2 separate regions of the Homo sapiens genome follow, and region 2 is linked to region 1. A link is a loop called in an ENCODE intact Hi-C map of the cell type or tissue named here. Cell type or tissue: heart right ventricle. All regions are shown on one strand. Each heading gives the region's core, and the rest is flanking DNA. Links, peaks and the distances in the headings are about the cores only. Region 1 has its middle 33 kb from the start of LINC01747. Region 2 overlaps LOC107985449 (a long non-coding RNA gene).

Region 1 (8,339 bases), core at 131-8,130:
TATATTTTCTCTGATTTCTGTGAGCAATGGTTTGGTTCTCCTTGAAGAAGTCTTTCACTTCCCTTGTTAGCTGTATTCCTAGGCATTTTATTCTCTTGGTAGCAATTGTGAATGGGAGTTCATTCATGATTTGGCTGTCTGCTTGCGTGTTGTTGGTGTATAGGCATGCTTGTGACTTTTGCACATTGATTTTGTATCCTTAGAGTTTGCTGACATTGCTTATCAACTTAAGAAGCTTTTGGGCTGAGACAATGGGGTTTTCTAGATATTGGATCACGTCATTTGCAAACAAACACAATTTGGCTTCATCTCTTCCTATTTGAATACCCTTTATTTCTTTCTGTTGCCTGATTGGCCTACCCAGAACTTCCAATACTATGTTGAATAGGAGTGTTGAGAGAGGGCATCCTTGTCTTGTGCCAGTTTTCAAGAGGAATGAAAGCCACAGTCTTTTTACAACCTACACTAGAAAGTGATGCCCTATCACTTCTGCCATATTCTGTTCATTAGAAGGAAGTGACTAGATCCAACACCCACTCACGGGAAGGAAATTACCTAGGGATGAGAATATCAGGAGGCAGGCATCAGCAAGTGCCATTTTAGAGGCTACCTGCCACAATGACCATTTGTTTATTTTCCCAACACAGTCTCAATCTATGCCTTTAAATATTTGTCCCGGTTAGGTTTCTTCTTTCCCTGTTTCTCTTTTCTTCCTTTCCCTCTAATTTCTATACAAATAAAACTATAAGCTATAAGGTGGGGCCAAACACGCTTGAAAAAATAAAGAATATTTACATAGTCAAAAAATACTCCCCTTAGTATACATATTTATTACAAAGGGGAAAAAGGTAGCTTTACAGTGGAGAAGTATGGCAGACATCACCTGAATTTGACGACAAAACCTAACTCATCAGCCACAGGACAAGTCGAAAGCATGTACAACTTGATAGGATGGAATAAGAAGAACACAGCATCGTGTATGTGATATTCCTGCTGGAGATGCATATCCTGCATTTAATCATGAGAGAACATTAGACTAATAAAATTAAGGGACATGCTATAGTCTGTACTCTTCAAAATGTTGGAGTCATGAAAGTCAAGGGGAGACCAAGGGACTCTTCCAGATTGTAGGCAATTAAAAACACATGTTGAATAAATGCAACCTGTGATTCTGAGCTGCATCATTCTTCTACAAAAAAATTACTGAAGTAATTGATAAAACCTGAATGAAATCTCAGGACTAGATGGGGTAATGCATCAGTGTTAATTTCCTGATTATGATGGTTCTATTTTGGTTATGTAGGAGAATGACCTTGTTTGTAGGAAATATATATTATCATAATCAGAAGTGATGGGACATTGCCTTAGCAACTTACTCTTAAATGGCTTCAAGGAAAAAAAAAGTTCTGTACTTGTAAATTTTTATAACTTGTAGAAGTACTTACAGCTTTTCTGTAAGTTTAAAGTTGCTTCAAAATATAATTTTAAAATGCCACAATTAGAGTAATAAGTTATATGATTACCTCACTTGTGGATATAGATGCTCCCCTAAAAATTCTCTCTCCATACTTATTGCTGCCCAAAATACTAATTCATTCTCATAGTTATGTCCTTTTCTCTAGAGAAAAATCTTGTGCAAAGCAATGTGGAGGACAAAGCAAAGTTCTGTGGCAGAACTTTGGAATGTCAAATCTTATTAAACTCTCCTATGCAAAGGAATTAGAAGAACAAAAATAAATCCCAGGTTTGGAAGCTAAATTTATATGAAGGAGAAGTTGAAAGATATTTCATTACCCAGCAAATTCTTAAAATGTCATTTCAGTCCAAAAGTGAAACTCTTGATCCACTATGAGGCCTTTACAAATTAAATTAGCCTCACTTATTTCCATATTTAGTCTATAAAATAGAAACAAAAAGGCATTTGTACATTCTACCAAACTATATGCCAATGATCGTAGCCCAAACTCTTTCTTTACATAGGTTGTCAAGGTTGTTACCACAAAAGCAGGTATCGTACACTCCCCAAGGTTCACAGGACCTGGGTAAGAGAAGAGGAAAGGCAATGAAAGTGTGAAGATCCTTGAAATAAAGATGATCTCCAATGGTAGTAACACCAGAATCCAGATACACAGAAACAGACTGAAGAAATGAGAGGAATAAAAGGGAATAAGTAGAAGTTGGAGTTTATAAGAAACTCCTGTAGAAACTATTCAATACCTGAATAACTGCAAATACTTTAGGCAAATGATTATGAGGAACTTAGAAGATATAAGTAGCTTTTGTAGTTTTTGCTTTGCGGAAGGAAGGAAGGCTGTGACTACTCCACTTGCCTTGGCTGGAGGCCATGTGCAGGTGGGTCCTTCAGCGGGCACTGTGTGGTTCCTGGCTTCCACCCCACCACATCATCACTGTGGCCTCTGACTGCTTGCTTCTCTTCCTCGTTCTGCACTCTCCTCCAGCTGAGTTTCACTTAGCAAAACAGACGATGTTCAGTCTTCACAGGTGGGAGTCATGAAGGTCAAACATTACATTCCCCAATTTGATCTAATCGAAGACATACCCTCCCCAAATCTAAAATATGTAACACACTCAACGGCCTCTGCTTTGTTGATTCTGGGAACTACACCAAACACAGTTTTGAGACACTTGCTATTTCCTTTCCATCTAGAGCCACTCCTCACTCTCCTCATATTTTCCCCTGAAGCTGTTGGATTTATTTCTAAGCTCTGGAACCTTGAGTGGGATGATTCATATTCCAAGTATTTTTTCCTTTTTTATACATTTCTTAAGTTATATTTTTCAAGGAATTTGTCCATATCATCTAAGCTGTGCAATTTATTGACATCAAGCTGACCATAATGTACTCTGACCATTCTTTTGATGTCTCCAAAATCTACACTGTTGCTTCCTTTTCCATTCCTGATATTAGAAATTAGAGTTGTCTCCTTTTTCCTTGATCAGTTCAGCTAAAGTTTCATTATCTACATTTGAAATCCAGACTCTGTCCCTTTTCCTTGTCCTCAAATGCAATTTGGTCAGAAGCTGGAGGATTTACAGGACTGGGTGAAGTCAGCGTTGGTTGAGGAGGGGAGGGTGCAGATGGGGTCAGGAGCAGAACTCTGAAGGTCAGGAGGCTGATAAGGAGGGAATTCAGTGACTCAGAACTGGGTGGATGCAGCGCTGAAGTGTAGAATAGCCATGGTTACACACCCTTCCGCAGTTGTTATAGGGATATTTCCTGGTAATGTATTGTAAAAGGACAATTTCCCAGTATATTTTGCTCAAGTCTGGAGAACTGAACATTTACGCTCTACAGCTATGTATTAAACTCACAGGCACTTCAGACAAGTTGAGATGTATAGTGTAGATCTCTCTCTAATATGGGGAAGAAGCGACACAGGACTTGAGACTCCAGAAAGGGCAGAAGAGCTGCTTCTTCAAAGCTCTGTCTGTGTAAACCATAGTTACCTCTGAGATGTCGGAATGATGGTGATTCTTAGTTTCCAGTGTTTTACCATGGCATGCGTTATTATTTAATAAGAAAACCAAATATTTTATTATTATGCATGCTACAATTTTGTGTACTAGGAAGTGTGCTAAACAGAAAGAAAAATACCAATAAAATGAGTTGTAAATGAGCTGTAAATAATATAAATGAATAAAATCAAATATATAAAATAAAATAATACAAATGTGAGGCCACGATGAAAAACAATGTATGTATATAAAGCCTAAGCTTCTTTTTATAAGATACCAAGGCCTTCCCTTTGGTCTCAGATCAGACCAGAATAGAGCCCTCAGTCTGAACCTCGGGGCATTAATTTTTAAGACTTGGTTCTTCGTTTCAATGATGACATGCTTGCTTGGGTTACGCAGTAGACACTGCACCCGTGTAATCTGGAGTTGCTAGCTGACCTTCCCCTGAGATGCACAGTGGAACAAGGACAGTTCATTCAACCTTCTGCAGAATCCTGAGTAGATGAGAGAGCCAAGTGGAAAGATCTGCTGAATGTGAATCTTTAAAATTGCAAGCTCCTCCAGGTTGGCCACATGCGCGTGAAGGGTAGACCACCCTCTCTCTCTCTATGTGTTCTTGATTTAGCCACTTGCTTTTCAAGATTCCTTTGTGCCTGGATTTAAAATGGGAATTTGGTCTGTCTTATAATTTGTGAGGTAAGATCTTTAAAGTGAGAGACAACACTGAAAGATAAATGTATGAAGAGATGATGTTATGCATTCAAATTTAACACTCATCAAGAACACATTAGACTGTCCCTTAGAAAAACCCACCAAGTGCAGTTGTTTTGGCTTCTTTCAGGGTCTGGGATCCCTTTGTGAGCCTCATGACGCAAGGACCTTTGCTTCATAAAGAAGGCACGAAATGTGACTTTAGAAAGCTCATGATTTCCAGAACCCAGAGTGGATCCTGGTTCAGAACGACTGCTCCAAGGGCCACACTTCTGCGCAGGTTTCCCCAAGAGTGCATTTGGAGGAGGACTTGAGGGATGCTCCCTGGTGCTCCTCTGTCAATGCTTTCTTTGTTTTATTCTGCTTTACTCTAGGTCTTCTCAGAGCTCTCAATATGGTTACATGCATGGGGAATCTTGTTTCTCAAACTTGCTCTTGGAGCAGAGTTGCAGTGGGGGAAGTGTGGTCTATGGGCACAGCTCCCACTAGGGCCTGCAGCTTCCTGGTTCAAGCAGAAGCCTTGCAAACATATTCATCTGGAAAAAGCATAGCACAGAGGCCCCAGTTGCAGAGATGCTCCGGAAGCCTGAGGTATGCACAGGGCTAGTGAGCTAAGAATATTCCTCTGTCGCCTTTTCAAGGACAAGGGAAGCCAGGGTGGAGACTGTGCTGAGCTAAGGTAAATATAAAACAATCCCAGGGCGGTCCCTCAGAGGAAGGCTTAGCTCCCCGGAGCCTTGGGTAGAGACGCTTCCTGCCTGCCTCGGGGAGTCCTCCTGCCAGGAAGAGGCCTCAGACTCTGCTATGTCTGGCCCTGTGGGGTGATCCCACGTGCTGGGAAGGAGGGAAAAGCAGGGTGGGGTGGGGCACCCTGACATTGTTTCAGATCTCCTGCAGTACGCCTCACTACATGATAAAGCAAAACCAGACTTTGTTTTAAAATAAAATTTTTATTTTAGATTTTTTTTTCTCTTATGGCCTTCCCCAAAGACAGATTTAAAAGAAATTATTTTATTATGGAAAATTTCCTGCAAATGCATGCATCAACTTCCATGCACTCGTCGCTAAGGTACTCCTGACCCGTGTCCTCTGTAACATCCAGCCCTCCTGCAAGGCCCCACTGGACTATTTTGAGGCAAAGCCAAGTATCATATAATTGCATCCTTCAGCATGTATTCTAACAGATCAGGGAATATAAATCCATACTGTGATACCATGAGCATACAAAAATATCATCACTTCATGTTATGTAGTAAGTTTCAATTGAGACTTGCCATTTCCTCATTGTTTCATGAATGCTTTTTAACAGGATTTTGTACAAACAGAATCCAAACAAGTTCTGCATGTTATATTTAACTGATATGCCCTAAGTTTCTCTCTCTTTTTTTTTTTAAAAAAAAAAAAAACAACAACTGAGGCTTAAAATGCCTGGCATACTGTCCAATGATTTAATTGTGTAGCTTCGTGAATGTTTAATAACGCCTATCTAGAGTCACATTGCACTGCTCAGATCAAGATGTGGACATTCCCAACTCCCCACACCTCTGGCTCCTTCCGGTCATCACCCACCCACCAGAGGGAATCTGTGTTCTGGCTTCCCTCAACACAAGCCCTTTAGCCTGTTCTTTCTGAAAAAAAAAAAAAAAAAAAAAAAAAAACCACCAAAAAAAAACTTTAATGTTAGTTTCAGGGGTACATGTGCAGGTTTGTCGTATAGGTAAATTACATGTCTATGTCTTGGGGTTTTGGTGTACAGCTTATGTTGTCACCTGGCAGATAAGCATGGTACTCAGCAGGTAGTTTTTCAATCCTCACTCTCCTCCCACCCTCCACCCTCAAGGGGTCCCAGGTGTCTATTGTTTCCTTCTTTGTGTCCATGTGTACTCAATGTTTAGCTCCCACTTATAAGTGAGAACATGTGGTATTTGGTTTTCTCTTCCTGTGTTAGTTCACTTAGGATAATGACCTCCAGCTCCATTCTTGTTGCTGCAAAGATCATGATCTCGTTCTTTTTTTCTGGCTGTGAAGTAGTCCACCTCTAGCCTGTTCTTAAAATTCATAGAATCTTACATACAGTGTGTGCTCTTTCCTGTCTGATTTCTTTTGCTCAGATTCCTGCCTGTAGACTCTGCCATGATTTTGCAAATGTTGCAGTTGTCATTTTTTTTTGTAGTACTTCATTGGTGAATGTGGTTTTATTTTGCTGTCTGTATTGATATGGATTGCTTCTATGCTTTGGCTAGTACTAATAATGCTGTTATGAACATTTCTGCCCACGTTTTCTGGTAACATAGCACTCCCCTATGAAATGTTTCGACCTCAGGGTAGGTACACTTTAGCTTTCGGAAATGTCCCCAAGTAATTTTCCAAAGTGTATGAATTCCACTTGTCACACATCCTTATGAACACTATGTTATCTTTTTGTTAAAGCCCATTTTGATATAGAGTAAAAAGATTATCCCCTTGATTAAATTTAAGGTAGGCTCCTCTGAGTTCTCCTTTCTTTAAATTTTTTAATTATACTTTAAGTTCTAGGGTACATGTGCACAACGTGCAGGTTTGTTACATATGTATACATGTGCCATGCTGGTGTGCTGCACACATTAACTTGTCATTTACATTAGGTATATCTCCCAATGCTATTGGGAAAACTGGCTAGCCATATGTAGAAAGCTGAAACTGGATCCCTTCCTTATGCCTTATACAAAAGTTAATTCAAAGGATTAAAGACTTAAATGTTAAACCTAAAACCATAAAAACCCTAGAAGAAAACCTAGGCAATACAATTCAGGACATAGGCATGGGCAAGGACTTCATGTCTAAAACACCAAAAGCAATGGCAACAAAAGCCAAAATTGACAAATGGGATCTAATTAAACTAAAGAGCTTCTGCACAGCAAAAGAAACTACCATCAGAGTGAACAGGCAACCTACAGAATGGGAGTTCTCCTTTTAATAGACCTCAATTTTGGTCAATAAATCCTTGAACAAGCACAAACAGTTTCTAACAGCACAAGACCACATCCCCAAGAGGATGCTAGCCCTCATTTAAATTGCCTTCCTGGGAAAACTTAAGGCTGTTAAAATAATTTACAGTTTGTTTCAGCCAATACCTGAGGATAGGGCTTCTGTCTTCCAGCCCCAGTCTCAGGAGGATGAGACCCTAACACTGAGGATTGTCAGCCTGGTCTCGTTTACACGGGCTGATATTTCATGAATTTTAACTTTTCTGTATGGCCTGCCCACTTCCTACTTCTTCATTCTCCTTTTAAAATGCCAGTTTACCTGCGTACAAATGGAAGTTGAGTTCCCTTCATGGAGGACTCTTTTCCCTATTTCACTAGTTATTACTAAAATCGGTCCTTACCCCTTTACCTAGTGTCGGGCTGTTTATCTTTGACAGTAACAATAGCTCATCATGGCTTTACTTTCCATTTTCCTGATGGCTGATGAGGTGGAACATCTTTTCACATGTATTTGGGTTTCTTCTTCTCTGAGGTATCTATTCAGGTTCCTTTGCTCATTTTTTTTAAGCTGTCTGTTTCTTAAGTGTTTTTATATAAGTTTTTTTTTCCCTCCTAAAATGGCATGTGAAGAACAAATTATCCACAGAGGTTTAGAATAGAATAGATTAGACATGGACAGTTTAAAGGTGAAAGAATAGAGCCTAAGAACAATGAAAATGATAAAAGTGTTGGTCTCTTTCGAGGATTTAGAAAGAATGGGATTATGCAATGGATCTTTTGTTATCTTCCAAAAGAAATCCATTTCTTGGGAACAAGATGAGCATAAAAGTAATGAAACACAAATGACTTCGTGACTTATATGAATGATGGAAAAAGATGATTATTGGAAAGACATTATACTAATGTATAATAATAGAAAGCAAATAAAAAGAGTAAAAGTTTGGAGAAGGTTATGAGTTCTATGTAAAACTCTTCATAAAATATTCTACTCTTTCTACACTATGATAAGGCTCACAAAAATACATAACATAAAAATAGTCATATTTTATCCAGTGGGTTTTAAATATTTATGGAAGTCCTCATGATTCTCTTTAATAATGACATTTTTGTATATAAAATGTCAAGTGATCACTTCCTTAAGCTTATGTTTTCTTGGGCTGACATGGCCCATTACCACATGTTCCT
Region 2 (8,339 bases), core at 252-8,251, 260 kb after region 1:
CACTGACCCAAAAAATAAGTCAAGATGGAAATTAAAAAATTCTTCAAACTAAATGACAAAAATGACACAACCTATCAAAACCTCTGTGATACAGCAAAAGTGGTGCTAAGAGGAAAGTTTATAGCCCTAAACACCTGCATCAAAAAGTCTGAAAGAACACAAACAATCTAAGGTAACACCTTAAGGAACTAGAGAAACAAGAATGAAACAAATTTAAACCCAGCAGAATAAAGGAAATTACCAAGATCAGAGCAGAACTAAATGAAATGGAAACAAACAAAAGGAAATACAAAAGATAAATGAAACAAAAAGCTGGTTCTTTGAAAAGGTAAATAAAATTGATAGACCGTTAGCAAGATTAACCAAGTACAGAAGAGAGAAAATCCAAATAACCTCACTAAGAAATGAAATAGGAGATATTACAACTGACACCACTGAAATACAAAAGATCATTCAAGACCACTATTAACAACTTTGTGTACATAAACTAGAAAACCTACAAGAGATGGATAAATCCCTGGAAAAAATACAACCCTCTTAGCTTAAATCAGGAAGAATTAGATACCCTGAACTGACCAATAACAAGCAGCAAGATTGAAATGGTAATTTAAAAATTACCAACACAAAAAAGTCCAGGACCGACTCACAGCAGAATTCTACCAGACATTCAAAGAAGAATGGGTACAAATCATTCTGACACTACACAAGATAGAGAAAGAAGGAACCCTCCCTAATTCATTTGATGAAACCACCATCACCCTAATACCAAAACCAGGAAAAAATATAACCAAAAAAGAAAACTACAGACTGATATCTCTGATGAATATAGATGCTAAAATCCTTAACAAAATACTAGTTAACTGAATCCAACAACATATCAAAATGATAATCCATCATCATCAAGTGGGTTTCATACCAGAGATGCAGGATGGTTTCACATAAACGACTCAATAAATGTGATAGACCACATAAACAGAATTAAAAGAAAAAATTACATGATCATCTCAATAGATGCAGAAAAGTCATTCAACAAAATCCAGCCTCCCTTTATGATTAAACTCTCAGCAAAATCAACATACAAGGGACATACTTCAATATAATAAAAGCCATCTATGGCAAACCCACAGCCAACATAATACTGAGTGGGGAAAAGTTGAAAGTATTCCCTCTGAGAACTAAAACCAGAGAAGGATACCCACTCTCACCACTCCTCTTCAACATAGTACTGGAGTCTTAGTCAGAGCAATCAGACAAAAGAAAGAAATAAAGGGCATCCAAATCAGTAAAGAGGAAGTCAAACTGTCACTGTTTGCTGACGATATGATCATTTGTCTTGAAAACCATAAAGACTCCTCCAGAAAGCTCCTAGCACTGATAAAAGAATTCAGCAATGTTTCCAGATACAAGATTAATGTACACAAATCAGTAGCTCTTCTATTCACCAACAGCGACCAAGCAGAGAACTGAATCAAGAACTCAACCCCTTTTACAATAGCTGCAAAAAAAAATAATAAAATACTTAGGAACATACCTAGCAAAGGAGTCAAAAGACCTCTACAAGGAAAACTACAAAACAATGCTGAAAGAAATCTTAAATGACACAAACGAATGGAAACACATCCCATGCTCATGGATGGTTAGAATCAATATTATGAAAATGCATATTGCCAAAAGCAATCTACAAATTCAACGTAATCCCCATCAGAATACCACCATCACTCTTCACAGAATTAGAAAAAAATAATTCTAAATTTCATATGGAACCAAAAAGGAGCCTGCACAGTCAAAGCAAGACTAAGTGAAAAGAACAAATCTAGAGGTACCACACTACCTGATTTCAAAACTATGCTATAAGGCCATAGTCACCAAAACAGCATGGTACTGGTATAAAAATAGGCACATAGACCAATGAAACAGAACAGAGAACCTAGAAATAAACCCAAATACTTACAGCCAATTGATCTTCAGCAAAGCAAACAAAAACACAAAGTGGGGAAAAGGCACTCTTTTCCACAAGTGGTGCTGGGATAATTGGCTAGCCACATGTAGGAGAATGAAACTGGATCCACATCTCTCACCTTATACAAAACTCAACTCAAGATGGATTAAAGACTTAAACCTAAGACCTGAAACTATAAAAATTCTGGAAGACAACATTGGAAAATCCCTTCTAGACACTGGCTTAGGCAAGGATTTCATGACCAAGAACCCAAAAGCAAATGCAATAAAAACAAAGGTAAATAGCTGGAACCTAATTAAACTAAAGAGCTTTTGCACAGCAAAAGGAACAGTCAGCAGAGTAAACAGACAACCAAGAGAGTGGGAAAAAATCTTCACAATCTATACATCTGATAAAGAACTAATATCCAGAAACTGTAACAAACTCAAATAAATCAGTAAGAAAAAAACAAACAATCCCATCAAAAAGTGAGCTAAGGACATGATAGAAAATCTCAAAAGAAGATATACAAATGGCCAAAAAACATGAAAAAATGCTCAGCATCACTAATGATTGGGAAATGCAAACCCAAAGCACAATTACCCCCTTACTCCTGCAAGAATGGCTATAATAAAAACGTCAAAAAACAGTAGATATTGGCGTGGATGCAGTGAACAGAGAACCCTTCTATACTGCTGGTGGGAATGTAAACTAGTACAGCCACTATGGAAAACAGTGTGGAGATTCCGTAAAGAACTAAAAGTAGAACTACCATTTGATCCAGCAATCCCACTACTGAGTATCTACCCAGAGGAAGAGAAGTCATTATTTCAAAAAGATACTTGCACACTCATGTTTATCACAGCACAATTTGCAACTGCAAAATCATGGAACCAACCCAAATACCCATTAATCAATCAGTGGATAAAGAAACTGTAGTATATATATAAAATGCAATACTATGCAGCCATAAAAGGGAGTGAATTAACAGCATTTGCAGTGACCTGGATGAGATTGGAGACTATTATTCCAAGTGACGTAACTCAGAAATGGAAAACCAAACATTGTATGTTCTCACTGATATGTGGGAGCTAAGGTACGAGTATGCAGAGACATAAGAAAGATACAATGGACTTTAGGGACTTGGGGGGTAGTGTGGAATGGGGGTGAGGGATGAAAGACTACAAATATGGTGCAGTGTATACTGCTTGGGTGATAGGTGTACCAAAATCTCACAAATCACCACTAAAAAACTTACTCATGTAACCAAATACGACCTGTACGCCAATAACTTATGGAAAAATTTTTTTAAAAGGTGGAGTCTCACTCTGTTGCCCAGGCTGGAGGGCTATGGCACAATCTTGGCTCACTGTAGCCTCCATTTCCTGCATTTAAGTGGTTCTCCTGCCTCAGCCTCTGAAGTAGCCACCATGCCCAGCTAATTTTTGTATTTTTAGTAGAGACGGGGTTTTGCCATGTTGATCAGGCTGGCCTTGGACTCCTAACCTCAAGTGAACTGGCTGTATCAGCCTCCCAAAGTGCTGAGATTACAGGCGTGAGCCACCATACCCAGTTGATTTTAAAACGTTAAAAACAACCTTACATAACTAGAGTAAATACCACTTGATCATGGGATACTATTCTTTGTGCATTGTTGGGTTGCATTTGTTAATGTTGTGAGAATTTTTATATCTGTAGACTAACATCTCTCAAGAACTTAGTGTTTTTTTGTGTTTGTGCTCTCTTTCTAGCTTTGATCTCCAGGTAATACTGGCTTCCTCAAATCCATTGAGAAGTGTGACCGGCCTGAAACAGTTCCTATAAACTTGATAAATTAATGAGGGAAGAAGAGAAGGGAGAAACAAAATATGCCCAGCTTGCAGCCCACTCGGCGTTCATCATGAGGTCAGCTGCTCTCTGACGCTTCTTCTGAGCTGCATAGTGCCTGTTGTGCTGTAGTCGTGTAGACCCTGTAGTTTCCCTTAACTGCTCTATAGATAGAGTTTCATGATGTTCAAGTTACGTTTTCCTTTTGGGAGACTGCTTCAGGTCCTGTATACTGATGCAGCTACTGACTCAGCTGGTCTTAAGGACCCCATGAGGAGCTGACTCAAAAGAACAGTTTCTACATCCTGATGATTTCATCCCCCATACCCCATCCAATCAACAACCCTAATTTTCCAACCCCTCACCCTCCACAGTCCTCTTAAAAACCCCAGCTCAGAACTCCTCAGGGAGATGCATTTGAGGGTCTCCTCCCATCTCCTCACTTGATGCACTATGATCATTAAACTTTCTCTGCAAACCCTGCTGTCTCAGTGTAATTGGTCTACTGCACAGCAGTATATGAACCTGTTGGTCCTATAACATGCTTTTTTCTTTTTTGGAAGTGATATATGAAACTGGTGTTACCTTGACTTTGAATGTTTGGTAAAACCCTCCAGTGAAACGGTCCCTTGTAATTAGCATAACAATGAATAAATGATATGCTGTCTCAAATCTTCAAGTAGGAGTTATAAGAATATCCTCTAAAAAGAATAGAATCTAGTCCAAATTCTTCAACCTACAGGTAATTGGAAGAACAGTGAACAGCCATTTGGAAGCAGGCTGCAGTGGAGGTAGTTGACTCACTGCTGCCCCCTCGTTGTAAGTCATCCAAAGGGCCACAAAAGAGGGTCAATTTTGGATAAGTCCAAAGAAAAGCCAATAAAAAGCTTCAATATAAAGGGCCCAGAAGAGGGTAGCAAAATTTTCAAAGATAATTCTGAAAAAAATTCCAGGTCACTGGTGCTGGCTCTTCAGGCTGGGGAAGGGAGTATCTGGGCATGCCTGGGAGCCCAGGTGCCTGAGTCCTCAGGAACATGCCTAGGGCTCTGTTCCTGCCTGGATAAAGAGCTTACAGGAATTCTGGGGATGGGCAGGAGGGCTAATCCAGGATCGTAGGCTGTGCTGCCTGTTGATCCATGGCCCAGTCATTATTATGGATCCATTCCTTGGAGCTGGAAGAGGCAGTGTCCCTCTGCCTGGGCTTCATAAAGGTACAGGCACAGGAATGCTGGTCCAGAGCCCCGTCTGACCTTAGTCAGAGCTGCTCTTCTTTACCTGTTTTGTTCAGGACTCCAAATAGTTAACTTGGAAAATCAAAGTTGGACCACTCAGAAAACAAGTTCTTCATCTCTCTAGAATCACCTGTTCCACTCACCCCATGAGCTGAAAGGAACAAAATTTGTGTCACTCTTTTCTTCTTGGAATTTACCTTTTGGTAGTTAATAAACTTTGTTATATGGTATTCACTATATATTTGTCATACTAAGTATCACATACATGTCAAGCCATGATGAACCAAACATTCCCAAGGGCAGCTAGGGGTGGAGCTTGGGACATCTTGTGATTGAATCCTCCTCCATAGCTTTGAGCTTCCACGTGGGCTTTTTTAAAAGCTGTGGGGGAGTGGAGGTGTTAGGTCTTCCCTTGCTTGCCTGTTGGCTTATCCATCTCTCATTTCCTTCAAGCACTGACACTGTCCCTTCTTCATCATTTCTTGGCACCTAACAAAGGACCCTTGCATGGAACTTTGGAAGAGCAGAGGATGATAGGTAAAATGGAAAGAGCTTAAATCTGAGCAGGCACCACTGTTTCCCCTGGGCACAGGCCATCCCCACCTCGCACATACATACTCACCTACGCTTACCCTAAGCCTTTGTCCAAATCCCTCTCACAAAGCATCTAGCTTGCCTCTCCTTCCTCTGTCTCAAGTCACCAGGAACTTGAATTCAGGCTTCCTGGGGCAGTAAGAAAACCTTCTCAATTTAATATGATCAACAGCTCCCCCATACTCCTGAGCAGCCAGGATGACTCCTTTGCAGAGCCAAAGATCCATTTCCCTAACAAAATGTCCTTCTCATCTTGGGGAGAATTCTGTTAGGAACAGGGATGGGATCTCCACCTTGAGGTCTGAGGACAGAAATTTGGTTAAGAAGAAATTACATCTTTATTTCCACTAGCCTGTAACTGAAATTTGGCATCTCCTTCTACCATGAATGGAGGCAACAAGCTAGAGTTTTATTATCAGGACTTATGACTTTATTTCCAGCAGAAATTGAAGATATTTTCATCTCATTTCAAACATGTAAATATATCTTCAAATAGCATTTATGTTCCCCACTACTTGGAAATTATAGAAGTTATCACACTTGCTGCTAGGACCTGTTAATAGCTAAAACCACATAGACATGACTATACTTACATAGTTTAGTGCTTTTTCTTTAAATCACACGTATTTGATTTTCAGCACTTATCAGCTTTCTTCTGAGAAAGGTTTCACAGGCTCCAGCAGACTGCCAAAGAGGTCCGTGGCACAAAAAAACCCATATTCCAGACACATCTTGTGACTGACTGCAGTCTATCTGTAGCACAACCTGTCTCCTCTTTAAGCACCTCACAATTCAGTCAGCTGTCGGTTACCAATTAAATGTATATCAAAGCTTTAGAGTGCAGAACCTATTCAAGGACTACAGGAACTGGGAGGAGAGTGAGCAGGTGGGTGGGGAGCTACTTGTACCAATACCCTATCCATATTGGTTTCGTCTGGGTTTTCCCATAGGCCAGAGTGCCCAAACCTGCCCTCACCTGACATGCTGACATGAGGATGGCCTTGTCACATGTACTGCCATCTATGACAGAATTTGGTCTTGGATATTCTGTTCCAGAACCCAGAGGTGGTGGTAGGCAGAGGAACAAAGTCGACTGAGCCTCTGGGGGAACAAGAGGAAACAAAGGAAATATTTAACAAATTAAGAGACAATCGGAAGTCAATGAGAGGAGGCAAACTATCAATGGTCAGATGAGCAGGGAGTCCCCAGCATGGGTGAGCCCACCCTCAGTGGGGAAGGGAACTTGCCTGTGGTGTTAGCTTCTATGATGGAAGTCCATGAAGAAGAAGTTCTACAAATGGGGAAATTGAGACAACACAAGCAAACTAAGAAACTTGGGACACATAGTAGAAATCTAGACGGTTCTTTTAATGGACAGACTATTCTTTAAAGGAGGTCCTAAAACTGTAGAGATCACAGTCCCCGCTAGGTTCACCACCCCACCTGGCAGGAAATGTTGTGAGAAGGGGTTTAAGTGTAAAGTAAACTTGTAACAAGAGTGGCTGGCGCCAGTCTAAGCAAGAGGTACCACAAGGAATTTGTGCACATCCAGGAATGTGGAGTTCCACAACTCTCAACTAGCTTGTGGGAAAGCATAGGGCTGCTTTTCTGTTGACTAAAGCTATGAAAGAACTGAAAAGTGTGGCTTGCCAGGAAAACACTTGCTGTCCCCAAGGACACTAGCGCTGAGGACATGAGAGGAAGCAACACCCTTGGATCTGCCATCACTTGTCTAAGAATGGCAATCATCCAGTAACAGATCAGCCTTGGCTTTCAGGCCAACAAATTTCAGGCACTTGTAATAAGCTGTGCAACCATCGCCACTATTTTCTTACCCAATTCCTTTTCAGCTCCAGCAGGTCCTGCCAGTCACCTTGTACGACTTACCCCACTGGCTTTTTACATTTCAGAATTAAGAAATATCATACAGCAAACAAAGGGTTGAGTTAAAAAAGCTTGTTTGCACATTGTTTTAGGAATTCAGAACACATTTCCCATAGAAACAATGCAGACAAGCCACAAAGGCAGATGGTTCCCTTCCTTCTGCCCCCACCCAAAAGTTTAGCCTGTGATGTTCTGAAAGCACAGTATTATTCCCCATTAAATTGTTCCTGAAATAATGCCTTTTGAGTCATAATTCAGAATGCCTAACTGAATTTTATGGTGGCTTTAAATGTGGCCCCAAAGTTCTTTGCACTCTATGTGCTCTCCCCTTGATCCTGGCTCTGATGACTTGACCAAAAGAATAAGGCAGAAAGGATGCTATGCCAGTTAATTTTGTGATTATAGAATTACTATGATACCAAAACCAGATAGTACTAAAAAACCCCAAAGACCACTATCCCTAAAAAATACGGATGCAATAATCCATACAAAATATTAGTAAATAGAATTCAGCAATACATAACTATATACCATGATCAAGTGAGATTTTTTTTCCCCAGGAGTTCAAGGCTGCTTTAATATGTAAAAATGAATATAATCCACCATGTTAACGGACTAAATAAAAATCACATGGTCATATCAAGGGGGAAGGGAAGCATTTGACAAAATTCAACACCCATTATGATGAAACTCTCAGAAAAATAGGAATAGAAGAAAACTCTTCCAACTTGATGAGCATCCACAAAAAGTCCAGGCTCCCTCCACGGTCTTCCTGGTAACATGGGAGTGAGGGACTTTCACAGGCTGGCAGGGATGGAAGTCTTGGCTCCCTACTCAGTCTTCTCTGACGGTGACCCATTCAT

Evidence for each region. Hi-C counts contacts between places; a loop is a spot of excess contacts. Peaks named below come from ENCODE experiments on the same cell type or tissue, not always from the same donor. Only the 100,000 strongest peaks of a DNase experiment are listed, where the experiment ranks them.
Region 2: a loop joins it to region 1, with 2.8 times the contacts of the local background. A loop is called at or near these places in 5 of 110 quality-filtered maps.

What each region holds. Positions count from the first base shown.
Region 1 is chr20:22,714,524-22,722,862 of GRCh38, forward strand. No RefSeq gene overlaps it. Among named protein-coding and RNA genes, the nearest start is that of LINC01747, 33 kb to the left of the region's middle. In heart right ventricle, for the core only: no CTCF peak of the experiment used is centred there; a DNase peak (open chromatin) is centred at 4,873; H3K27ac peaks cover 4,784 bases.
Region 2 is chr20:22,969,963-22,978,301 of GRCh38, forward strand. It overlaps LOC107985449 (a long non-coding RNA gene), which reads left to right. Exons shown (of 3, transcript XR_001754537.2): 3 at 3,691-4,244. Among named protein-coding and RNA genes, the nearest start is that of SSTR4, 61 kb to the right of the region's middle. In heart right ventricle, for the core only: a CTCF peak has its summit at 4,582; a DNase peak (open chromatin) is centred at 7,298; H3K27ac peaks cover 1,688 bases; H3K27me3 peaks cover 376 bases.